Regions from separate parts of the Mus musculus genome. Here region 2 is linked to region 1. The links are chromatin loops, found by intact Hi-C in ENCODE. Cell type or tissue: left cerebral cortex. All regions are shown on one strand. Links, peaks and the distances in the headings refer to the core of each region. The heading gives the core; the rest is flanking DNA. Region 1 holds the start of E2f6 (E2F transcription factor 6). Region 2 overlaps Gm46336 (a long non-coding RNA gene).

Region 1 (11,442 bases), core at 1,496-9,495:
ACTGGACTTCCATAAAAGAAAAGTCACTCTAGGCTGAGCCCTGAGGGTTGCAAATTCCAGAGCAACCTGGGCTTCACAGAAATCCTGAGTTACACAGTGAGTTCAAGGCCCATTTGGGCTATAAAGGTAGGGCCTTGTTTTAAAGAAGAGGAGGAGTGGGACATGGGGCAAGTTGGGGGATGGAAAAGGAGGGGAAGAAGGAGGAAGAATAGGAGGAAGAGGAGGAGGGAGAGAGGAGCAAGAAGAGAAGGAAAGGACTGAAAGGGAAGAGGGGGAGAAGGAAGGAGAGGAAGGAAGGGAAGAGGAGAGGAACAGGAAGAAGAGGGGAGTAGGGGAAGCAGGAAGGAGAGAGAGGAAGGAGAAGAGGGATGGGAAGGAGGGAAGAACAAGAAAAGGGGAAGAGGAGGAGAAAGGGAATGAAAGGGAAGAGGGAAGGGGAAGAGGAAAAGGAAAAGGAGAGGAACAGGAAGAAGGAGAGAAGTGGAGCAGGAAGGGGAGAAGGTGAAGGGGGCAGGGGAGGAAGAAGTGAAGAAGAAAAGGAAGAGGCGAGATATAAAGTTTCGTCTAAGACAATCCTCAGTGTGTGCAGAGACATTCTGTCTACAGCAAGAAGCTATATTTAGGGGCCTCTCAGCTACAAGAAAGCAGAACTGAATAAAACACAAAGGCTGTAACCCTCTCTATGTAGGTGACCACCTGGTCGCTTGTAGCATCATCCATTTTCCCAGTCTCCAAAGTACATCACGTCCATTACAACATGCCTGCTTGTTGAATGCGTCCAATTGTATCCTAATTAGGGTTACTATTGCTGTGATGAAACAACATGACCAAACGCAACTTGGAGAGGAAAGGGTATGTTTGGCTTATGCTTCCGTTCATCATCAAAGGAAGTCAGGACAGAAAGTCAGGGCAGGGACCTGGAGACAGGAGCTGATGCAGAGGCCATGGGGGGTTGCTGCTTACTGGCTTGCTCCTCATGGTTTGCTCAGCCTGCTTTCTTATAAAACCCAGGACCAACAGGCCATGAATGGCACCACCCACAATGGGCTGGGATCTCCCCTACCAATCACTAATTAAGACAATGCCCTACAGCTGGTTCTTATAGACGCATTTTCTCAAGTGAGGTTCCCTCCTATCAGATGTCTCTGGCTTGTGTCAAATTGACATGAAATGAGCCAGGACACCATCCATGTTTGTTCTAGGTCTTCATCCTCCAAATATCACATCAGAAAAGTTAACCTGGCTTTGATTTAACAAAGTATCAATTTAGTGGACTGGGTACTTGCAGAGCCAGGAAAAGCTAGTTTCCTACCAGGACCCAGCCAGTGCCTTACAGAATACATCAAACCTCTGAGCTTTTAATGTGGTAGTTCTGGGTAGAGCCATAGAACCTTCATTTCTAGTAACACACACACTTACCCAGGTAATGGCAATGCTGAGACTCATGACTCATTGTCCCATGGTAGAAGAAATAAGACATCTCTCCTCTGTGTTCTGCCTCTGACCCCCTCTAGATCTCAGGCATCCCAAATTAGCCTCAAATTCACTACTCATGATTTAACTGTAGATGTTCCTGAACTTATGACCCTCCTACTACCACTTCCCAAGTGCTTGGGATCAAAAGTGTGCTACTACATCTGGTTCATATGGTGATGAAAATGAAATCAAGGTTTCATGCACACTAGGCAAGCACTGCCAACTGCTCTTCTCCATCTATGCTCCCTTCAGTGTCTACTATGGGGGCATCCCAGTTCTTGAGAGGTTTTGCCTGGTTGCCTCACAAAGGCCATGTCTAAATAACCATTTCACTGGGCATTGGTTTTGACCACATGGCTCTTAGAAGGGAATACAAATCTTAAGTTTCCAGTGAGTGGCACAAAGGATCCATTGGCTGAAGGCCTGCTGTGTCACCACAAAGCTAGCCAGAGTCTCTGTACGTCACTTACTGTTCCAGATAGCTTTACATGGTGATGCAGGAACAAGCCCCAAAGTCCGTTGTTATTTTCCCCTCGTTTTCTGTGTTGCCATGATGTGTCAGACATGTTCAGTTCGTTCTCATGCTCTCTGGTCATACATCTTCATCAACCTGGCATCTCCTAGTACTCCAGGATGTCCTTGTAAGAGTTAGAGCTCCTGACCTACAGCCCAGCACCCGAAAGATGCTCAAACAACGCTGGGATGATTAAACCTCAGGCTACAGCCCCATGACTGGGCTTTTCTGTGACTGAGGGAACAGCTGTTCTCCTTTTCCCCAGATGGGTGTGCTCAAGCTCTTTCATTAGCCTGGAGTGCCTAAGTCACACCCCTTTGCTGGCCTAATTCTTTTTGACTGTAGAAAATATGGTCAGTTTTCAACAAGCTGCTCAAGGGTCCAAATACCAATGAATTATCCAGCTGTGAACTCAAACCATGTCTCTAGCACTCACTAGCTAGCTCCTTGGGGTAAATTTTGTAATCTTACTGATCTTCGATTTTCTGATCTGTAAACTGGGAAGAAAACTATTCTTCAGGACTTGCTGGCAGCAGAAACTTGTATTTTGTTGTTGCTTTGGTTGTTTAAGACATGGTCTCTCGCTATGTAACCCTGGCTGATCTCTAGCATCTGGTGGTCCTACTTCAGTGTCCAGAGTGTTGTTATTCTGAGCATACACTACCATGCTTGGTCATACCTTCAGATCTGAAATGAGAGTCACATGAACAAAGGTATAGAGAGGGTTTGGCATTCAACAGAGGATGGAGAAAGGGGTCTTAAAATTAGCCATGCCTGTTTTCCAGCATTGGATCTCTCCGAACTCCTTGTGGTAGAGTCTTTCCTAGTTGCTCTGAGAAACTCTCCACTCGTGCATAAAATGTGCTCTTTCTCTTCTAGAGATGACCTCTCCACAGTTGTATTCTACTTCTACCAATCTTCGGCAAACATTTACTGAGCGCTTGCTACCTGCCATGCTCCAAGCTTAACACTGGAGATCCCAAGAGGATCAAAGACCTCTGACACACCCCCCCCCCTTAAGATGGTATCGGACCCCTAGAAATGTAAAATCTAGTGGGAGCCAACTTCTTCCAAAAGCCTCTTCCGCCCTCACTAAGTCCCAGGTCTCACTCCCGCAGCTTCCTTCCAGCCTGGAAGTTGCGCATTGTGTTACCCTTTCATTCAAACACATAGCGGCTAGAGCTGTGGCTCTGGAGTTAAGAGCACTTCTGCCTTTCCAAGAGGGCCAAAGCATCCATCTCTAGCCATTTGCAACTTCAGCTCCTGGGGAGCCAGAAGCCTCAAGCCTCTGAAAGCATTGCAGTTCATGTGCACAAACCCATACACACACATAATTTAAAAATAAGTGAAAGGGGCCAAAGAGATGGCTCAGTGGTTAAGAGCACTGACTGTTCTTCCAGAGAACCCAGGTTTAATACCCAGCAACCACCTGGTGGCTTACAACTGTCTGTAATTCTAGTGTCAGAGAACATGGTGTCCACACACAGACATGCAGGCAGGCGAAACATCAAACCACACTGCAAAGGAATTTTAATCCAGCATCATGGCTACTCTGACAAGGGATCACATCCAAGACTCTCTAAGTCTACATGATCTGGCCAAATGCAGACACTCTCTGGATTATAGTACATTCTGGCTGGAATACAGACACCTTCATACACCCTTTAATCCCTAGCAATGAAGGTAAGGTTGGTTTTTAGAAGAAAGCAGACATGTTTAAAAGTAGCATCTAACTAAGGGCAGACAAAGTGAGGAATCAGAGAAAGATTTGACAGAATGAGTCAGAGGATATGCCCAACTCACAAGAGAACAGGGCAGGAAAGAAGCTACTTAAGAAAGGGAGGTGGCAGTTTACTGGGGCAATTTTACAGAGACAGGTTTTTGAGAGAACAAGCTAGTAACTTCGATCAGTAAGAACTCTCCACATTACAAATTTAGAAACTAAGGCACAGAACGACTTTTAGAAACTGGCTTAAGACCTTACAATTTGAAAAGATACCTATGGCTCCAGGTCACTTACTTCTCTTTTCTTTTCTCTTTCTAATTTAGTTTCTGTGCATAGAAGTTTTGCCTACATGTATGACTGTCTAACATGTTAACATGTCCGTGCCTGGTGCCTGTGGAGACCAGAAAAAGAGCATTAAATCCCCCTGGGCCTGGAGGTAACATATGGTTGTGAGCCACCCTGTGGGTGATGGGAATTGAACTCAGGTCCTCTGGAAGTTCTCCTAAACTTAGCCAGTGCTCCTCTCCCAGCCCGTTAAACTGTTTTATCTTTCTCCTCCATTGGATTCTGATATCCAGTCTATTATATTCAAAACAGTATCTTCTTGAGCCAGCCCAATACCTGATATAATAATAAGTAATCAAAAACTGATACAGAGCCGGGCAGTGGTGGTACACGCCTTTAATCCCACTTGGGAGGCAGAGGCAGGCGGATTTCTGAGTTCGGCTACACAGAGAAACCCTGTCTCGGAAAACCAAACCAAAAATAAAATAAAATAAAACTGATATAGAGGGTAAAGTTTGTGGTTTTGGGACAAATTCTACTCTCACTACGAACTTTAGCTGACTTCGAATTCAAACACGTGATCTCCCTGCCTGGGCCTCTGTGGAGCTTGGCTTTGAAGCTTGCACCTTCTGGTCCCTCCAAGATGGCTTGTTTCATGAGCATGTGCTAAGCACCTTTAGATGACTGATGGGAGCCCCACCATCATCGCCCCGGGGCACTCAGAACCTGCAGTCCGCTGGTTGGGACTAGAGAGCGCCTGCTCCGATCCCCCGGAATCCCTGCTCCACCTCTTTTCTTCCCCCAACCCATCCCACCACACACACCCCCACCCCCCGCCGCCGCCATCCTCTCCAAGGATCCATCCTCCGGAACACCCGGGCGTCGGCAGCGGGCGAGGACCGGTGTGCGCGGGAGATCTAACGGACGGCGCTGCGCATGTGCAAACGCGGGTGCACTGCGCATGCGGAAAGATGGCCGGCCAGGGAACCTGAGCGCCTCCGCGGTCACCCTGGTCCCCTCCGAGCCTACCCTGACCCCCTCTGCGCCTGGGCTCATCGCTGCGCGAGTGGGACCGCGGCGCTTCGTGGGTGGAGCCGCAGTGCTCCGTGGGTGGAGCGGGCGGCGCTGAAGGGGCCGGGAACGCGCGCGCCGAGCCTCCGGGGAAGGCGGGAGGGCGCGTGGGGCGCGAGGGGCGCGGGACAGCATGAGTCAGCAGCGGACGGCGCGGAGACAGCCCAGCCTGCTGGTGGACCCGGCGCAGGAAACGGTGCGCCGGCGTTGCCGAGACCCCATCAACGTGGAAAACCTACTGGTGAGCGGGGACCCGGGCCACGGGAGGTCAAGTGCTGTGGGACGCGCTCCTTGCATCGGGCCCTCTGCACAGTGTCGCTTGCTGCCCCGGGGCTCTCCCTGCAACTCCCAATTCTTGAACCGCCCTTTGCTTTTTAAATGTTTCTATTGGATTTTTCTTACTTTGTGTTGGGGTGGGGGCCGCGAGCGCGTGGATTCCACGGGGCACGTGTAGAGTTTAGAAGGCAACTTGGGGCAGTCTGTTCCATGCTTCCAGCCTTGTGGTTCGCGGGATGGAACTCTGGTAGAGTTTGTAAAGCTCGGTGGCAAGTGCCTTAACCAACTGGGCGATCTTGCCTGTCCATCTTTGCTGTCTGACAGGGGAAATGAAAGAGTGAGAAAGTTCCCTCCGTTCCGTGCTTCCCACCTTTCTCAGGGTCCCTGCTGGATTCTTCCTTTGTCCGTTTCTCCTGATCGCTGTTTTCTCAGCAAGGCAAGCTGTATCCAAGCCATTCTGGCGGGTCCTGTGCCATGAGCATTGTCTTGTCTGACTCCTTGGAGCAACCTTGAGATAGTTATTTTTAGAGTTTGTCAGAACTGACCCAGAGATGTGTGTACAGAGATGTCTGGCCTTGGGGCTAGGTAATGAGGAAACTGGGAAGACCCTCAGAATGACTGCAAGTGACAGCCTTTCCCAAACTTCTCTCTCTCTCTCCCTCTCTCTCTCTCTCTCTCTCTCTCTTTAAGTAATTTCTGCTCAGTTTCCACCTGATCTTGCATTACCACCCAGCACTGTGCTGGGGACTCTAGTCCTAAGCACTTGGTAAGATTGTTGTAAATAAGATCCGTAGGTCACTGATGGTTTTGTCAATTACAGTATTCGTTTCACACCCTATCTTGTGTCATAACTAACCACTCACTTTTGGCTGAGAACTCTTTGTTGTGTTTTTGACAGCCATGGTGGGTCCCCTTGTCCCCTTCGCCTTCCTTTTCAGACACGTGGGTGTCATCCAGGATTCTCTACAGTTTGTTCATGTAGGTGACCGCTCACTACTGCTAACTTGTGGCCTGTGATCATGGTAGGTTTTTTTTTTTTTTTAAGGATTTGATAGACGCTCTAAATGAAAACCGCTTAACTTTTGGTTATCAGAAGATAACGTCTTCTAAAGTCTTAGATTTCTTATCCAGTCTGGTATTTTTAGTTGCCTCGAGGTAACTCCCAAACCTGTACATCTTTCCTGGAGCTCTCCAACTGTTTGTTAGATGTCCCTTCTTAAAAAAGAAAATGTCTTCGTGGATGCCACGTGTGTACTGGTGCCCACGGAGGCCCGAAACCAGTGTTAGATCACCTGGAGCTCATAATAAGTGGTTATGAATTGGCACATGGATGAACTGAGCCCTCTGGAAGAACAGCGAGCGTTTATAACTGCTGAGCTGCAGATTTCAAACTCTGATATCCAAAGCCAGATTCACAGACACACCCCACCCCACCCCCGCCTTAAGAAAGCAACCTCTTTCTCGAATCCCACCTTAATGGTGCTCTGCCTATCGTGGTGCCTGAGCCAGCACTCTGGACATGGCTGTTACCTTTTCCTCTGTTTCAGAATCACCCCCAGACACCCCCCCTCCCACCCCCAGGTCACTGAAGTCATTCACATCAGCTATTCTGTGCTATAATGCCATCTCGACCAGTTTCCTGCCACTGTTGCTGCCTCTCACTCACCGCCTGTGTGCTTCATCCTTAACGTATGGTCTCTTGAAGGTGTGTTTCTATCTTCATTTGGCCAAAGGAATTAGTGGTTCCTTAGTGCTCCCAGGACAAAGTCGAGTCCTCGCAGCATAATCTGGCTCCATGTTTGCCTTTCCTAAATGATCTTTCTGAGGTTGCATGCTCCATCCTAGGCCTCATTTCCATATTGACGTTTGTCAAGATGTCTGAAGTCCAGATTCATGGGTAACTTGTCTTAAGACAAGTGTCTTTAGCTCCTCTTTACCTCAAGACTGTTAGCCAGACTCTGTGTGTCCCAGAGCAATTCTATACTTGACTGCTCAGTCCTCTGCGGGTCTGTTTGATACTGTAGTGAAGATCTGGCCATGGACAAAGGATTAAGCAAGAAGTTAATAAAGTAGGGACTCTATTTTCTTGCCTGTAAAATAGTGACTTAACATGTCAGTAGTATTTTTTTAATTGACTAGCAAATGCAAAGAATTAATAAGCCATGTGCAGAGCAGTTACATAGCTTGCTAAGTGTTGTTGCCAGGATAAGTTAAATGGCTTAAACCTGCTCTTGGCTTTGGGGAGCAGGGAGAAGACAATCCTGGATGGAGGTGAACTTGGTTTGCACATTAGATGATCAGGAAGATCTGGGTGGTGACATGAATGCAGTCACCTTAGAGAGATTCGTGTTCAATGAGCTCTTGAAGGAGTCTTGCTCCCACACAGGGAGCTAATACAGAGAAACCTATGCATAGAGAGCAGTAACTACTTAGGAGGCAGTGCCTAGGACATTAGTCTCTAAAAGTCACTTTTTATTTTTCTCTCCACCTTTAAAGCTTCTAGCCAGGTGTGGTGGCCCAGTTCTGTAATGCCAGTCCTTGGGAGGCAGAGACAGAAGGATGGTGAGTGAAAGGCCTAACTAGGCTATATAGCAAGTCCCAGGCTAACCTGGATTGTACAGTGAGATCCTGTCCTCATCGTTACCCCAACCCTCCAAACAGAAGATTCTAAAGCCACCTAAAGCTGTAGATACAAGGGATGGGGCCGGGGGATGGTGCTATTCCAGTCTGTGTTCCAGATGTAGACACCGAAGTTTCTAGATGTGAGAATTGGAGCAGTAAGGAAGTGGGTTGAAGCTTGTCAAATGTGCAGCTCACTCACCAGAGTCACTGCTGAGTGTTCTCTGAAAGTCCTGAGGTCTCTAATGGTGTCCACTGGGGCTGGGGGAGGGGGCACGTGGATAGTCTTCTGTCCTTTCATGTGTCAGCAAGATGGCTTTGCAGCTTCACAGTGAGAGTGTTAGCCAAGCATGGTGCTGGGACACTTATGTGGTCCCAGCACTCAGAGGCTGAAGCAGGAGGATGGCACATTTCAAACCAGCTACATCGAGAGTTCTAGAATAGCCAGGACATTATAGCAAGAAACCATCTCAGAAAGAGAAGGAAGGATTTTAGACATGGAGAAGACAATGAATGATGGTTTTGGAACCTGTTTCCTATGTCAGTCCATGCGGTGTATAATGCATCTGCATTTGTTGCAGGGCATGGGCTCAAGTCTCATTGGAGTGCCGTCCTTGTACCAAACTGTTAGCAGAGGAGATGCCCCCTAAAGCAAATGGGCAGCCAGTAAGCAGTCTTTGTGCAGAGCTTGGCCCTCTTGCTCTAGGTTAAATAGGAGCTTCTGCAGCAGGCAGCTATGAGCATATTAACACTTCAGGATACTTGTTAATAACACACTGTTCACATCAGTGTGAGAGGTTGGGCTTGTTTCTCAATTCAAGAACCTTGCTATGAGGCAGGAGTGTATGCTAAGTTGAGAGTGTTTACTTAGCACAGAACCCCAGGTTCAATCCCCAGGACTAAATAAATGGGTGTTGAGGCATATGCCCACAATCCCGGCACTCAAGAGATGGAGACAGGAGGATCAGAAATTCAGAGTCATCCTTAGGGATAGGTTGAGTTTGAGGCTAGCCTGAGCTGTATGAGACCTTTCTCAAAAAAGCCTAGCAGGCCAGCCAGATAGCACAGTAGGTTGTGGTACTTGCTGCCAAGCCTTACAGTCTGAATTCAATCAATGCCCAGGAACCATATGGTGGACGGAGAGAACGGACCCCAGCATGTACACCATTGCACATAGATGCAGAATAGATAAATGGAAGAAGAAAAGCCTTGCTTAGGTAGTTAGCCCAGAGTGTGTTTGGAGAAGAGTTCCATGTAAAAATAGCAATGACAGTTGATCACACTTGTCTCTTGACTTTCACAGGACTGCTTCAGAGTTGTGTTGTTGGATGCCATTGCCGGCACTGTTGAGAGCTAGTCCCTGCCTATGGCAGGAGCAACCAGCTTCAGGGTTGCACGTCCAACATGTCACACGGTCATTTCAGTCCTAGACTGGCCTAAACTGGCTTTGCGGCAGGATGTCAAGTTAACCTGCTACCAGATGTTCTTGTCAGAGGTGACAGGAATCGTCTGCAAAGGTTCTGTAACTCTGGTGTGAGCAGCCTCTCTGTTGTCCCCCTGGCCACCAGCTGCCCCACCCCTGACCCTTTAGACAGTTAGCTGTCCCATTTGACCACATTTATAGACCATGAATGAGATTGTGTCGTGGTCTTCTTCAGAAGTCTTTGGTGAGTCTCCACTGCTTAAAACCTAAACACTTCAGCATAGCCTTGATGTGGTTGGTCATTTTCTAGCTACAAAGCTGGACCACTCCCACATGGCCACAGTGTGTACCTATACAGGAAGCAAAAACAATTCCTAAATGTATTGCAAATCGCCATTGCAGTTGATGCAGCTTCAGCGGCCTCCAAACGCCCAGCAGCATGGGAGACCAGCACTGGGGCTACTGCCCTTTGCCTGGTGTCTCAGTAATCCAACACTATTCTTATTTCTCTATCTATAGCATGTACTGCTTCCCGTTAATTGTTTTAAGGCTTCTGGTTGTTTATTAATGGGAGTGCATGGCTGACTGAGAGTTGGTGAGCAAAGTTTTGGAGCCACTTAAGTAGCCAGGGGTGAGCCTCAGCTGGTGCGCCACAACTTCCACATCTCTAAGCCTTCCAAGACTCAGGGCCGTGCCCTAACTGTCCCTCGCTGTCTTCTCCCCAGCACCTGGCGCGGCTGATATAGGAGTGTCTGCGGGAGTTGTTTCCCACTTAGGTATCCCGTCTCCCTCCAATCTTCCTGTATTTACACAGAAGTATATGCAGCCTAGGGATCCATGGGGGGCATCACAGACCAAGTGTAGTTTGAAAAGACTCTCTTTCTCACTCCCTCATTACTTCAGGATTGGGGGAGGAAAGGCCTTAAAAAAAACTACCACAGAATGAAATTTATTTGCATTGCTATTTATAAAATGCTGAGTTAATTCTTACATTTTCTTTTTTCCAGCCATCAAAAATAAGGATTAATCTAGAAGAAAATGTACAGTATGTGTCCATGAGAAGTAAGTTGATTCCTAAGTGAGTTTGGGTTTTCTGGTTTGGGCATCACGTGGTTAGCTTGGTTGGTTTTGCTTGTACACCGGGTCATGAGAACAGAAGTAACATGGCATCAAAGGATACCTTGCTGTGATGGCTGAAACTGAGGCAGGGTGGGAGGAACTGATGTCTTTGCCCCCTTAGCGCAGTGGCAGCACTAAACATGTCAGCAAAGCCTCCTACCACAGAGTTCCCTGTGGTCCCTTTACTCCTGGCCTTACTCTCTCATGTAAGGGTTCATGTTTAGGATATTGGGTGGCCCCTCCCTTGATTTCCTCTCCTTAGGTCCTTCTGGGCAGGATTTTTGCTCGAGATGCCCAGGTGTGTATCTCCAGAACCCTCTTTTGTTTCCCTGGGCATCTGCCACCGTCTCCCCTGTGGCTGGTCAGCAAGTTGAGTCAGCTTAACCTTTGAGATGTATCTTTGAACTGTCCCACACCTGTGTGTGGATGAGCACACTTGAAAGCACAGCTGTGGGTTGTCATCCATCATAACTGATAGGCCAAGCCCAGAGAGGTTAAGCAGCTTGCTTAGAGTCAGTGTTTGGTCCTGTGTGTGTAGCTCTGGAGCTAGAGTCTTCATCCTGTGTGTGTACACTGCTGCCTCTGTCTGCCAGCTCCAACTCCCAAGCTTAGTAGGTTCTGCTACCTCTTCCACCTCTAGTCTGGACCCCAGTGTGCACTCAGTGCTCAGGTACTACTTTGCCCCTCCTTGGAGTGGTGCACACCCCTCTTCATCCTCCCAACCCTTAGGAGCATCCCCAGTTCTCCACTCCGGCAAAGATTGCATTTCATGTTCTCGAGTAACTGTGAGTACCACTCAGCACACTGCTGTCTATAGCAGAGGTCCTTATCAGGCCCATGCAGTTCTCTTGGTTAGAGAACTGTCCTCGCAGCAGCCCTTGTTAGAGATGTTCAGTTAGATTTGTCTTTATAAAATGGCTGGCATCCTCAGAA
Region 2 (11,442 bases), core at 1,595-9,594, 530 kb after region 1:
ACACTGCTATCAAGCTGCCTGTGGCTAGGGACCACAACTCTATACTCACCCAATCTCCTTCAAGCTTTTGATTTGGGATTATGTCCAGCCTTTGATACAGTTCATAAACAAGTTACACAGAATTTCTCTGATCCATTCTATTTCTGCCCTCTGAAGCCCCTCCCCTCTCTTCTCTTCTCTTTCTCCCCTCTCCCTCCCTCTCTCCCTCTTCTCCCTCTCCCTCTATCCCCCTCCCCCTCTCCCTCCCCCTCTCCCTCCTCCCCCTCCTCTCCACTCCCCTCCCCTCTTCCTTTCTCTCCCCTCCCCTCTTCCCTTGTCTCCCGTCCCCTCATCTTCTCATGTACACCACACCTCTTCTCCATCTCCAGTAGAGGACGTTGATTACCAACTCTAAGTCACAGTAGACCCTTTCACCATAATCATCATAGGTTGAATTGTTAGAGTACAATAATAAAACTCTTACAAAAGTTATAGAAATAAATATTTGTGACTTTGAATTAGGAAATTGTCTCAATATGATGCCAGCATTCACAATCAACAGAATAAAGATAAAAAGGACTTCACTCAAAAATGTTTGTTGGGGGATGAGGCTTGGTGGCCGCATAAACATGAGGACCGGAGTTCAAATCTCCAGTGCCCATGTAGAAAGCTAGGAGTGGGTGCACATCTGTGACCCCAGTGCTGAAGGTGCACAGGAAAATTGTCTGGGGCTTGTTAATTTAGCTCGAGGTTCAGTGAGAGACCCTGCCTCAAGGAAATAATGTAGCGTGTGAATACAATGAGAACCACATGGCCACTGATCTTGCATCACTGATCTCAGTCTTGCCTAGTTAGGTCATTACCATGCCTGACACAAAGCTGGTAAGCAGTATATGTTTGCTTAATGATTAAATTATTGTGCTGATTTTGCTGAACAGTGTAATACTGAATGATTTACTAACTATATAAATTAATCAATTGATAAGTCCATATTACTCACCACTCTAATGATATATCTTTAATTTACCGTGGCTGACTGTGTTGGCTGGCTAGAGTCATCTGAAAGGAAGGAACCTCAATTGAGAAAAATGCTTCTGTAAGAGCCAGCTGCAGGGCATTTTCTTAATTAGGTGGGGGAGGGCCCAGCCCATGGTGGGTGGTGTCACCCCTGGTTTGGTGGTCTGGGTTCTAGAAGAGAGCAGGCTAAGCAAACCAGTAAGCATCAGCCCCTGCCTTTATGTTCTTGCTCGGCTTGGTGGACTATGATATGGAAATATAAGCTAAGTGTGGTGGTTTGAATAAGTTTAGCCCCTATGAATTCATGTGTTAAAATGCTTGGCCATAGGGAGTGGCACTAATAGGAGGTGTGGCCTTATTGAAGTAGGTGTGGCTTTGTTGGAGGAAGTGTGTCATTGTGCAGGTGAGCTTTGAGGCTATGCTCAGGCTTCGCCCAGTGTGGAACAGAGCCTCCTCCTGGCTGCCTTCGGATCAAGATGTAGAACTTCCAGTTCCTTCTCCAGCACCTTGCCTGCCTGTAGGCTGCCATGTTTCCTGCCATGCTGATAAGAGACTAAGCCTCTGAAACTGTAAGCCAGCCCCAATTAAATGTTTTTCTTTATAAGAGTTGCTTTGGCTATGGTGCCTCTTCACAGAAATAGAAACCCCAAGACACCCTTTCCTCCTCAATTTGTTTTGGTCATGGTGTTTCATTGCAGTAACAGGAGCCCTAACTAAGACACTAACAAACACTGCTGGAGCCAAGATTCTGGGAACACACAGAGATTAATAACTGCAGAGGTCAGGGATATTATATTCTCCAAATAGATGGCCAACATTTCTGGAGAGCAGATGGTCAGCATGAAGGTGCTGAAGTAGCTAAACTTGGACACTGGAACCCTCCAGTTCCCTTAGTTTCCTCCCCGCAGCCAGCATCCCCTAATGGCCACACAGCTCCTTCCAATCCTGTTTCTGAATTGTCCCTGTGCCTTGGTATTGGCACAGCATCTCACGTGGAGCAGGCTCTCCAGAAAGGTCCACACTATGGGTTGTTCCACCTGGCCTAATAGAAGGAAACATCTACTTGGCCAAAGTCCAATGGGAGGAAATCTATGGACAAAGGCCAAGACCATGGGAGGGAAGAGGTGGCAGGTCCTGTCATCCTTGTCCTTCTATTCCACTGAGGGGTAGGCCACACCCCCTCACCCCAGCACCTTGGGAGGACAACTCAGGCAGTTCCTTAGGGTGCCGGATAAGATTCTTCCTTGCTCATATGTGGCATACATTTGTGTGGAAATCAAAGGTCAATGTCAGATGTCCTCCTGGATTGCTCCTGACTACCCTTGAGATAATCTTGAAATCTGGAGCTGGCCAACGTAGCTGTACTGACTGTCTATGGTGCCCAGAATCCTGCCCTCTGCCTTTCCAGTGCAGAGCGGCTTTAACATGAAGAACAAGCACTTATGGACAGAACCGTATCTCCAGCTCCCTTACTATTTCCTTAAAGAAGTTTCCAAAATCTCCTTTAGAACTGCTGGAATCACATGTGAGCATCTAAGGTGAGAAACCTCTCTTCTCTGTTAATTCACTTAGAGTGACAACCTGGTACATGGGTGCTGTGGACAGCAGCTTCTCTCCCTTTTCAGGGTAGCCTTTCAGAAGATGAAAGCTGGTAACTGAACTTTAGATACAGAGGCTAGAAAGAAACTCACATCTAACTGTAATCCCAGCACTCAGGAGGCTAAGGTAGGACGGTTGTGTAGAGTTCAAGGCCAGCCAGAGATACATAGGAAAATCTTGTTTCAAAAACAAACAAAAATCCCACAAAACAAAAAGCAAATCCCTAAAATTTTTATGAGAGCTGGGGATATAGCTCTGCAGCAGAATGCTCTTGCCTAGAAAACATTGAAGTTCTTGTTTTGATTGATTGAGAGAGAGAGAGAGAGAGAGAGAGAGAGAGAGAGAGAGAGAGAGAGATGTCATGAAACAGCAACTGCTTTTTGTTTGTTTTTGGTTTTTCGAGACAGGGTTTCTCTGTATAGTTCTGGCTGTCCTGGAACTCACTTTGTAGACCAGGCTGACCTTGAACTGAGAAATCCGCCTGCCTCTGCCTCCCAAGTGCTGGGATTAAAGGCGTGCACCACCACGTCCGACCAGCAACTGTTTTATTTTCTGCAGTGGGTATGGGCATGTCTTCAGCTCCAAAGGCATGGAGCATGTTTGGGGATGTCCTGTTCCCTAGACTTGTCCAGTCCCTTGGTTTCCAGTCATCCCCACCTTTGCCCCGCTCATTCTTCCCAGAGTGCTATCCCAAGACGAGGGTTCTAAGGACCAACTTCCAAAGCAGGTAGACTCCACTTTATCTCCCACCTGACTCTGCTTCCTGGTGAGGCATTGCCTAAGCACTGTGGGGACAGCACATCCTGACCCCATCTCACCTCATAACCAGAACACCATTATTTCTTCCATGCCTGCCCAGAAGACCCTGCTTGGCAAGAATCCTGCCATCTCCTTACCCACTCTGTTCCTGCTAGGAAGGGTTGAGAGAAAGCCAGTATGTCTCTATGAAGACACATGCATAGAAACTTACACAGAATAGATCCCGGGCTGCCTGGGTCACTATGGGCTGACGTTAATAAACAATGCATGTTTTCTGGATGAAGAAATGGTTATTGAATGAAGGAATCATTTTATCCAGTCACTCACTCTGTTCACTGTAGACTCAGATATCTGACATTAATCAATTACTTCTCTCCAGCCAAAGAAAGGGAGACTGTGTGCTCCCACAAAAAACACTTGGCCCCTCTGCATTTGAGCTACACTCTCCAAGACCTTTTCCTCCTGTCATTTCAGCTGCCCACTCCTTATGGCCACACCCTGTGCCTCATCAGCAGCTGAAACTGCTCCACCTCTGAAATCTTGAATTCCAGTATCCCACTCTCTCACCACAACCTGCTGCTCCTCCCACCCCCTGCTTGCCTGACTGCACCTCCCCTTATCCTGCATACACAGTCTGCATTCTGTCATCTTCTGCTTGTCTCTTCCAGCTGGGACTGAGCCATGACCCAGTACCCTCAGTATGTGGATTCCATGCATCCACCGTCTCTGCTAGTCGCCCTGCCTTGGTTCAGTGAGGGCCTCTTATTTAGAGTTCTCCTCCTCCATCTCAGTCATGATGAAATGGGTCACACTGCTGGGCCAACTGGCCCTGCTATTGGCACAGGACCTTTCTCTGGCTGTCCCTTTCCTTTGGCTACTTGGCCATTCATGCATTCAGCAAATACATGTTGCACACTTGCTTTGGGTCAGTACTGAAACTGTGGGAACACAGTTATTGGCAACACAGGCCCTGATCTTGGCACTGACCTCTTATTGGGAGAGGCAGTAAATAGATGCATAATCACGATCAAGGGGCAGAATTAAGGGATGTGGTCAGTGGTTATCATATACATAAGAAAAAGGTTGAAAAGAACTTTAAAAAGGAGAGAAGAGCTTACAGTTTCAGAAATTTAGTCTATCATAGTGCAGAAGGCATGGGGGCATGCCTGGGTGGTAGCGGGGGGTCTGTCTGTGGTGGAGGCTTATTTCTTTTTACAATTATTTTTATTTTATTTTTTAATGTGCCTGGGTGCTTTGCCTACATTGATATCAGTAAAGCACATGCATGCAGTGCCTGAGAAGACCAGAAGAGGGTGGTGTATCCCTGGAACTGGAGTCACAAATGGTTGTGGGCCATCATATGGATGCTGGCAAACAAAGGTGGTCCTCTGCAAGGGCTACAAGTGCACTTAACCACCCAGCCATCTCTCCAGGCCCCAAGGTTCCTTTCTCGTTGAGGACCAGGAAGCCTAATGAGCTGACTAGCACCAGGAACAGATCCCAATCAGAGCAAGGACAACTTTCAAAGCCCAGGCTGCAGTGACCCACACCTGCCAGCCAGTCTACACACCCTTAAGGCTGCAAAACTAATACCACAAGCTAGGGACTATGGTCAAACCACAAGCCTAGCAGGGGGGACATTTTGGATTTGAACATAACAATTTCTAGAATTCATGACCTTCTTGCCCCCATTTACTAAATACTGGGATTACAGGCATGAGTCACCAGGCCCCAGGCTTGATGTCATGACAACAGAGCAGTCGTCTCCTGCAACTGGAGGTTTGGGGTTTAGTTTATTTATTCATTTGTTTTTTTTTTTTTTTTGTTTTTTTTTTTTTTTTTTTTTTTGACTTTTCAAGACAGGGTTTCTCAGGGTAGCTCTGGCTGTCCTGGTCCTTGCTCTGTAGAACACGCTTGGAACTAAGAGATCTGCCTGCCTCCTGAGGAGTAGGATTGAAGGCTTGTACCACCACCACCTGGATGGGTATATATTTTTTAACTGGCTTATGTTTTTATGAGCACGAGTCTCCTGCCTACATGCACATATGCATATTGCATGCCTGGTGCCCAACGAGGCCAAAAGAAGGGTGATTTGGGAACAAAACACCCATGGAAGGAGTTACAGAGACGGAGTTTGGAGCTGAGATGAAAGGATGGACCATGTAGAGACTGCCATATCCAGGGATCCACCCCATAATCAGCATCCAAACGCTGACACCATTGCATACACTAGCAAGATTTTATTGAAAGGACGCAGATGTAGCTGTCTCTTGTGAGACTATGCCGGGGCCCAGCAAACACAGAAGTGGATGCTCACAGTCAGCTAATGGATGGATCATAGGGCTCCCAATGGAGGAGCTAGAGAAAGTAGCCAAGGAGCTAAAGGGATCTGCAACCCTATAGGTGGAACAACATTATGAGCTAACCAGTACCCCGGAGCTCTTGACTCTAGCTGCATATATATCAAAAGATGGCCTAGTCGGCCATCACTGGAAAGAGAGGCCCATTGGACTTGCAAACTTTATATGCCCCAGTACAGGGGAACACCAGGGCCAAAAAGGGGGAGTGGGTGGGCAGGGGAGTGGGGGTGGGTGGATATGGGGGACTTTTGGTATAGCATTGGAAATGTAAATGAGTTAAATACCTAATAAAAAATGGAAAAAAAAAAAAAAGAAGGGTGTGGAAATCTTGGATTGGAGTTAAGGATAATTAGAAGCCTCTGCTGAGTGCTGAGAACCTAACCTGGGTCCTTTACTAGAGCAGCAAGGACTATTAACTACTAAGCCATCTCTCTTCTCCAGACCTGTTTTGTTTGAGACAGGGTCTAAGGTAGACCAGGCTGGCCTTTAAAGTGTTACACAGCAGGTGATGACCTTGAATTCCTAATCTTCTTGCCTCCGTTTCCTACGTGCTGATATTATAGACATCAGCTATCATGTCAGGCCAAAGCCCTGGACTTGATCCCTAGCATTGCAACAAACAACAGTGGCTTCCTAGAACTAAAAACATTTAATTTAATGTTATTGCTGTTGTGTATATGTAATGTGTTCATGTTTTATGCGTGTGAGGTAGGCCATACATGACATTGTCATGTGGAAGTTAGAGGGCAAATCTGTGGGGTCAGTCCATTTTCTACTTTTGTGAGGGTTCTAGGGATTAAATCCGGTAGTGATCCTGACAGCAATACCTATACCCACTGAGCCATCTCACTGGCCCAGAAATTTTTTATTTTAAACAACCAGATATTTATGTACGTTGTTTGGTCCTACTTTCCTGATGACTACTCATGTAGCCGACATCCACATGCTTTTATTGGTCATAAAAATACTATCATATATTTTTATTAGATTCCTTTATCTTTATTGAGTACCAGGAGTTCTGTTTGGTTTTGATTAGAAGTTATATTTGTTTCCTTTACAATCTTGGAGATTGAGCCCAAGATCTCATATACTAGGCAAGTGTTCTGCCAACAATTACAGCCATCTTTATTTTATATTTTTCAGTTTTGAGGCAGTATCTCCTTAAGTTACCTAGGCTGGCCTTGAACTATATATTTGAGAGTGGCTTCAAACATGAAATTTTCTTGCTCCAGCTTCCAGTTTCCTGAGTTGTTGGGGTTATGGGGGTGGGGTGTCTGTGGTCAAGGCTGGCTTTTGTTTTTTTTTTTAAATTAAAATTTAAAAAAATTTATTCCCCCCACAGGCCCACCTACACACACACACACACACACACACACACACACACACCTTGAGACAGGATTTCTCTGTGTATCCCTGGCTGTTCTAGAACTCACTCTGTAGACGAGGCTGGCCTCAAACTCAGAGATCTGCCTGGCTCTGTCTCCTGAGCGTTGGGATTAAAGGTATGTATTACCATACCCAGCTAATTTATTTTAAATTTTTTATGTTTGTGTGTCTGTGTAGAAGAAGTGTGTGCCCAAGTTGCCCTTAGAGGCCAGAAGAGGCCATGGGATCCCCTGGAGCTGGAGTTCCAGTTGTGAGCTGCCACATGTAGTTGTTGGGAACAGAAGAGCAGCAGAATTGCTTCTCCAGCCTTCCCTGGTGACCTAAATTAGCCATGGACTCAGAATCTTCTTTCTTTAGCCTCCCCATGGCTGGGATTACATGGGTATACCACCATGCCTGGCTAAGGGCTCTTCACAGACCCCAGACACTAGTCTGTTAAATGTGTATTTTGTAAATATTTTTCCCAGTCTAAATACATTTTCCCAATTTATCTTCATTTATTTACATATGTGTGTATCTGTGTGAATGCATATGTATCTATTTGTGCAGGTGGGCTTGTCTTGAGGACACAGGTATCAGGAGAAGGCACTGGATCCCTTGGAACCACAGTTACAGGTCTTTACAGGATACAAGGATGAGGTTCATTGTGCCGGTGCTGAGATAGAAACTCTGGTCCTCATGGGTGTGCTGTTAGCGTTCTTAACTGCTGAGCCATCTCTCGAGCCTCAGTCTTGATATATCTTCTTCATTTTCTTAAACAAGTCTTTTAATGACCACTGGCTATCATCTCTCATTTCAGCAACAGTGATGGGAAAGTGCTAAGCCATGTGTAGTAGGCCCTTGTTATCATCTCTGCCTGACTAAATCATCTACAAAAGGAGCTGTGTTCTTGAACTTCTGTGTATTTTGTCTTTTGTCATAACCTGTTCACTATGATTAGTCTGGTTAAGTTAAGCATTCACAGTGCTGTGGTTCAGTTACCAGGTCTGACCACCAGAGTTAAATGGTGAGCATGCACCAGTGTTGTGCACATTACACTGCTAAATTGCCAACCGCTGTTTACATTTATTGAACGCTCACCCGGGGAGCAAAACTTGTCTCCTCCAAAACTCGGTGTCCTGGGTCAGGCTGATGATCACCTGACTCTGTAAGGGGGTAGAAGAGGAGAAAAATACGCGCCTAAGAGAATTTAAAGCATCTTATCAGGCTGGAAAGAGGATTCATCCATGAAGAGTACAAACTGCTGTTGCAGAGAACCTGGTATTGGGCCCAAGCACCCACATTGGGCAGCTTACAACTGCCTGTAACTCCAGTCTTACAAGATCCAACACCTCTACCCTTCACTAACATTCACATACCTAAATACAGACACAACCATAACTAAAAAATAATACAATAGTTTAAGGAATTTGTATAGCTGAGAACAGCTACAAGGTAAAGTATTTCTAACAGATGTTACTGTTGTTTAGCTTATCTATAGTGGGAAAAGGGGCCCAGAGCTCACCCATGGTGAGTTCAGTGGAGAACTCCAGCTGACTCCCTTACCCTTCTTAGTTGGCTTCTGCTGGATGTTTATAAAGTGCACAAACATGGTGGGGATCTTGACAATGTGACACATTGTTCTCCCAACTGGGCCATTCCAGTCATCTCGGTGTTTTTAACACCTGATTTGATGTCTTCTTGTTTATCTGCTTTTCTGTCGGCTACCTGCTATTTATTGTTTTTTACTTTTGCTTACTTTATATTTAATAAGCTCACTCATTCAAACCCCAAAGTATGGCTATTAGAGGCCATCTCCAGGGCTGTGCAGAACAGGCAGTGACCCGCTGTGCAAGCTTTGAGGGAATGAATTCAAACATGGTCACAATGTCAGGCATCAATTTCATCATAAGGACAGGGGTCAGGATTGGGGAAAGCAAATGCAGTCTTGTGGCCAGATTGTAGTTCACAGATGAAATTAGTTAGCTTACTCTTGTTCTCAGGGAATATCTGACACTCTTTAGCCAAAGGATTCTTTTAAATACATATTAAAGCATTTTAAGATAAAGAAATGGGAAGACAGATATGTGGGGTCAGAGGATACTCTGTTGGACTCAGTTTATTCCTCCCACCTGGGGATCAAACTTAGGGTTGCTAGGATTAGCAGCAAGCACACTTACCCTATGAGCTACTTCTACGGCCCTCTGTCAAAGGATTCTACAATTAAACAGCTCGAGCCTGGTGTGGCTGCACACGCTTTTAATCGCAGTATTCAGAAATCTGAGGCAGATGGATGTCTGAGTCCAAGGCCAGCCTGGTCTGAGTGGCAGACACTCTGAAATCAGTGATTTGCGGCATTTTACTCTCACAACAGCCAGCTGCAGTATGAACCAGAGGCAGGGGGCTAACTCTCACTATGCAGCAGCACATGTTAGAGCTAGCAGTGAAGCCCAAACAGTCTAGTTCAGAAGTCTGTGTTCCACAGCCCCTCATCAAAGTTCACTGCCCCCCGCCCCCCCCCCCCACGGGGGAGACTGGGTGCCTTGTTAGACAAGATGCTAAAAGCACTGGAGCAGCACTGGAGCAGCACTCTCTGAGTCCAGCTACTCCCTCAGCTGAGTCCAGCTACTCCCTCAGCTGAGTCCAGCTACTCCCTCAGCTGAGTCCAGCTACTCCCTCAGCTGAGTCCAGCTACTCCCTCAGCGGCTGTCGGCTGGGCAAGGCAGGTCAGACCTTTGGGGTTGGATGCGCAGAGACTTTGCTCATGTTGAAGCAAAGCCTGTGTTCTCTTCTGTGCAGTTGCTGACTATCAATTGTGCTGTTCCTGTTGGAGAGACAAGTGGATGTGTTTGAAATAAAAACCATCTTTGTGGAGCTATGTGGTATCAACAAGGGCTAAAGCGTATGAAACGCTGAAGGCCTTTGGGTCAGGATAACTTCTCCCCCTTCTTTCTATTTGTGTGTGCTGGGATCACACCCACAGCCTTGAGCTTGCAGGCAAGTACTGACCCACTGAACTAAATTCCTAGCAAAGAGTGCTATGTTCTGTATGCATCTCTTCCCTCAGATTTGGATGTTGAAATCCTCAAGGGGATGGTTAGAGGAAGGGGAATGGTATTAGAGGAAGGGGTCTGGGGAGTGGGGTGGTTGCCAGTCAGCTTTCTGAAGCTGTGACTAAACACCTAAGAAAGCAACTTGAAAAGAGGACAGGTTTACACTGGTTCTCATTCTCAGAGGTGTGGGTCCCATGGCTTCGAGGCTCCATGGTGGCAGGAACATGTAGCCCAGGAGGGGATATGTGCCTCAAGCTGTCAGGAAGAGTGAGATTAAAAAAAAAAACAGGAGAAAAAGAAGGTAGAGAAAGAGGAAAAAGAGGGGGAGAGAGCTTCCATAGGCATGCCCCCAGTGAACTACTCCTCCAAGCTGGCCCCTACTTAAAATTTTAAAAAATTCTTTACATTATTTACTTTGCATGGGGGTGGGTGCACATGTGTTTGGAGGCCACAGAACAACTTGCCAGAGTTATCTCTCTCCTTCACTATATGGGTGCTGGGAATCAATATTAGATCACCAGGTTGGGTACAAGGGCTATTACTTGTTGAGCCCAGGCCCCAACTCTTAAGAGCCTATTCAGGTATCTGTTGATCAAGTTGGAGCTGTTATAATCCAATCACTTCTCAATATTATCATCAGCTGGGGATCAGTGTTCAACACATGAACAATTTTAGGGAGTATAACAGTTCATATTCAAACTATAGTGGGGGATGATAGGGTTAAGGGTGGAGTTCTTATAAATATGTTTTGTGGGTTTGTTGTTGTTTTGTTTGTTTTTAAGACAGGGTTTCTCTGAGTAGCCCTGGCTGTCCTGGAACTCGCTATGTAGACCAGGCTGGCCTCAAACTCATAGAGACCCGACTGCCACTGCCTCCCAAATGCTAGAATTAAAGGCGTGTGCCAACACTGCTAGGCTGTAACTGGAGTTCTTATAAAGTAGGTTTTAGGAAGCTCAAGGTCTTTTCTACCATGTGTCTTTCTTAGTAGTGAGAAAATGCCCATGAAGGAAGTCAGTCCTGACCAGAGCTGAGGGTACCCTGAACTTTGACTTACTTGCCTTCAGAATTCTGAGAATTTTCTGTTGTTTATAAGCTACCCAGTCTGAGGTGTTTTGTTACAGCAGCCAGAGTGACCAATGGTTTCATCTATCAACAAGTATTTACTGCGAGGGTCCTACACACCTGTATTGGCTCAGGCAGGGGCCATACCGATGTCACTGACTGAGGATGAGGGAGGTGCTCAGAGAACTACAATCCTTGATGCTAATCATAGGTTTGCTTCAAAGTACCCAATAATCCAAGGATGCTGA

What was found. Peaks named below come from ENCODE experiments on the same cell type or tissue, not always from the same donor. Only the 100,000 strongest peaks of a DNase experiment are listed, where the experiment ranks them.
Region 2: it touches region 1 in a loop (2.6-fold over the local background); 3 of 42 quality-filtered maps call a loop at or near these places.

The regions. Positions count from the first base shown.
Region 1 is chr12:16,806,003-16,817,444 of GRCm38, forward strand. It overlaps E2f6 (E2F transcription factor 6), which reads left to right and starts at 4,963. Exons shown (of 7, transcript NM_033270.2): 1 at 4,963-5,313; 2 at 10,398-10,452. The coding sequence starts at 5,206. In left cerebral cortex, for the core only: CTCF peaks have their summits at 2,257 and 5,237; DNase peaks (open chromatin) are centred at 2,248 and 4,947; H3K4me3 peaks cover 1,780 bases; H3K27ac peaks cover 1,123 bases.
Region 2 is chr12:17,334,646-17,346,087 of GRCm38, forward strand. It overlaps Gm46336 (a long non-coding RNA gene), which reads right to left. Exons shown (of 2, transcript XR_001780553.2): 2 at 9,324-9,903. Among named protein-coding and RNA genes, the nearest start is that of Gm46336, 8.0 kb to the right of the region's middle. In left cerebral cortex, for the core only: a CTCF peak has its summit at 4,657 (motif pointing right); no DNase peak of the experiment used is centred there.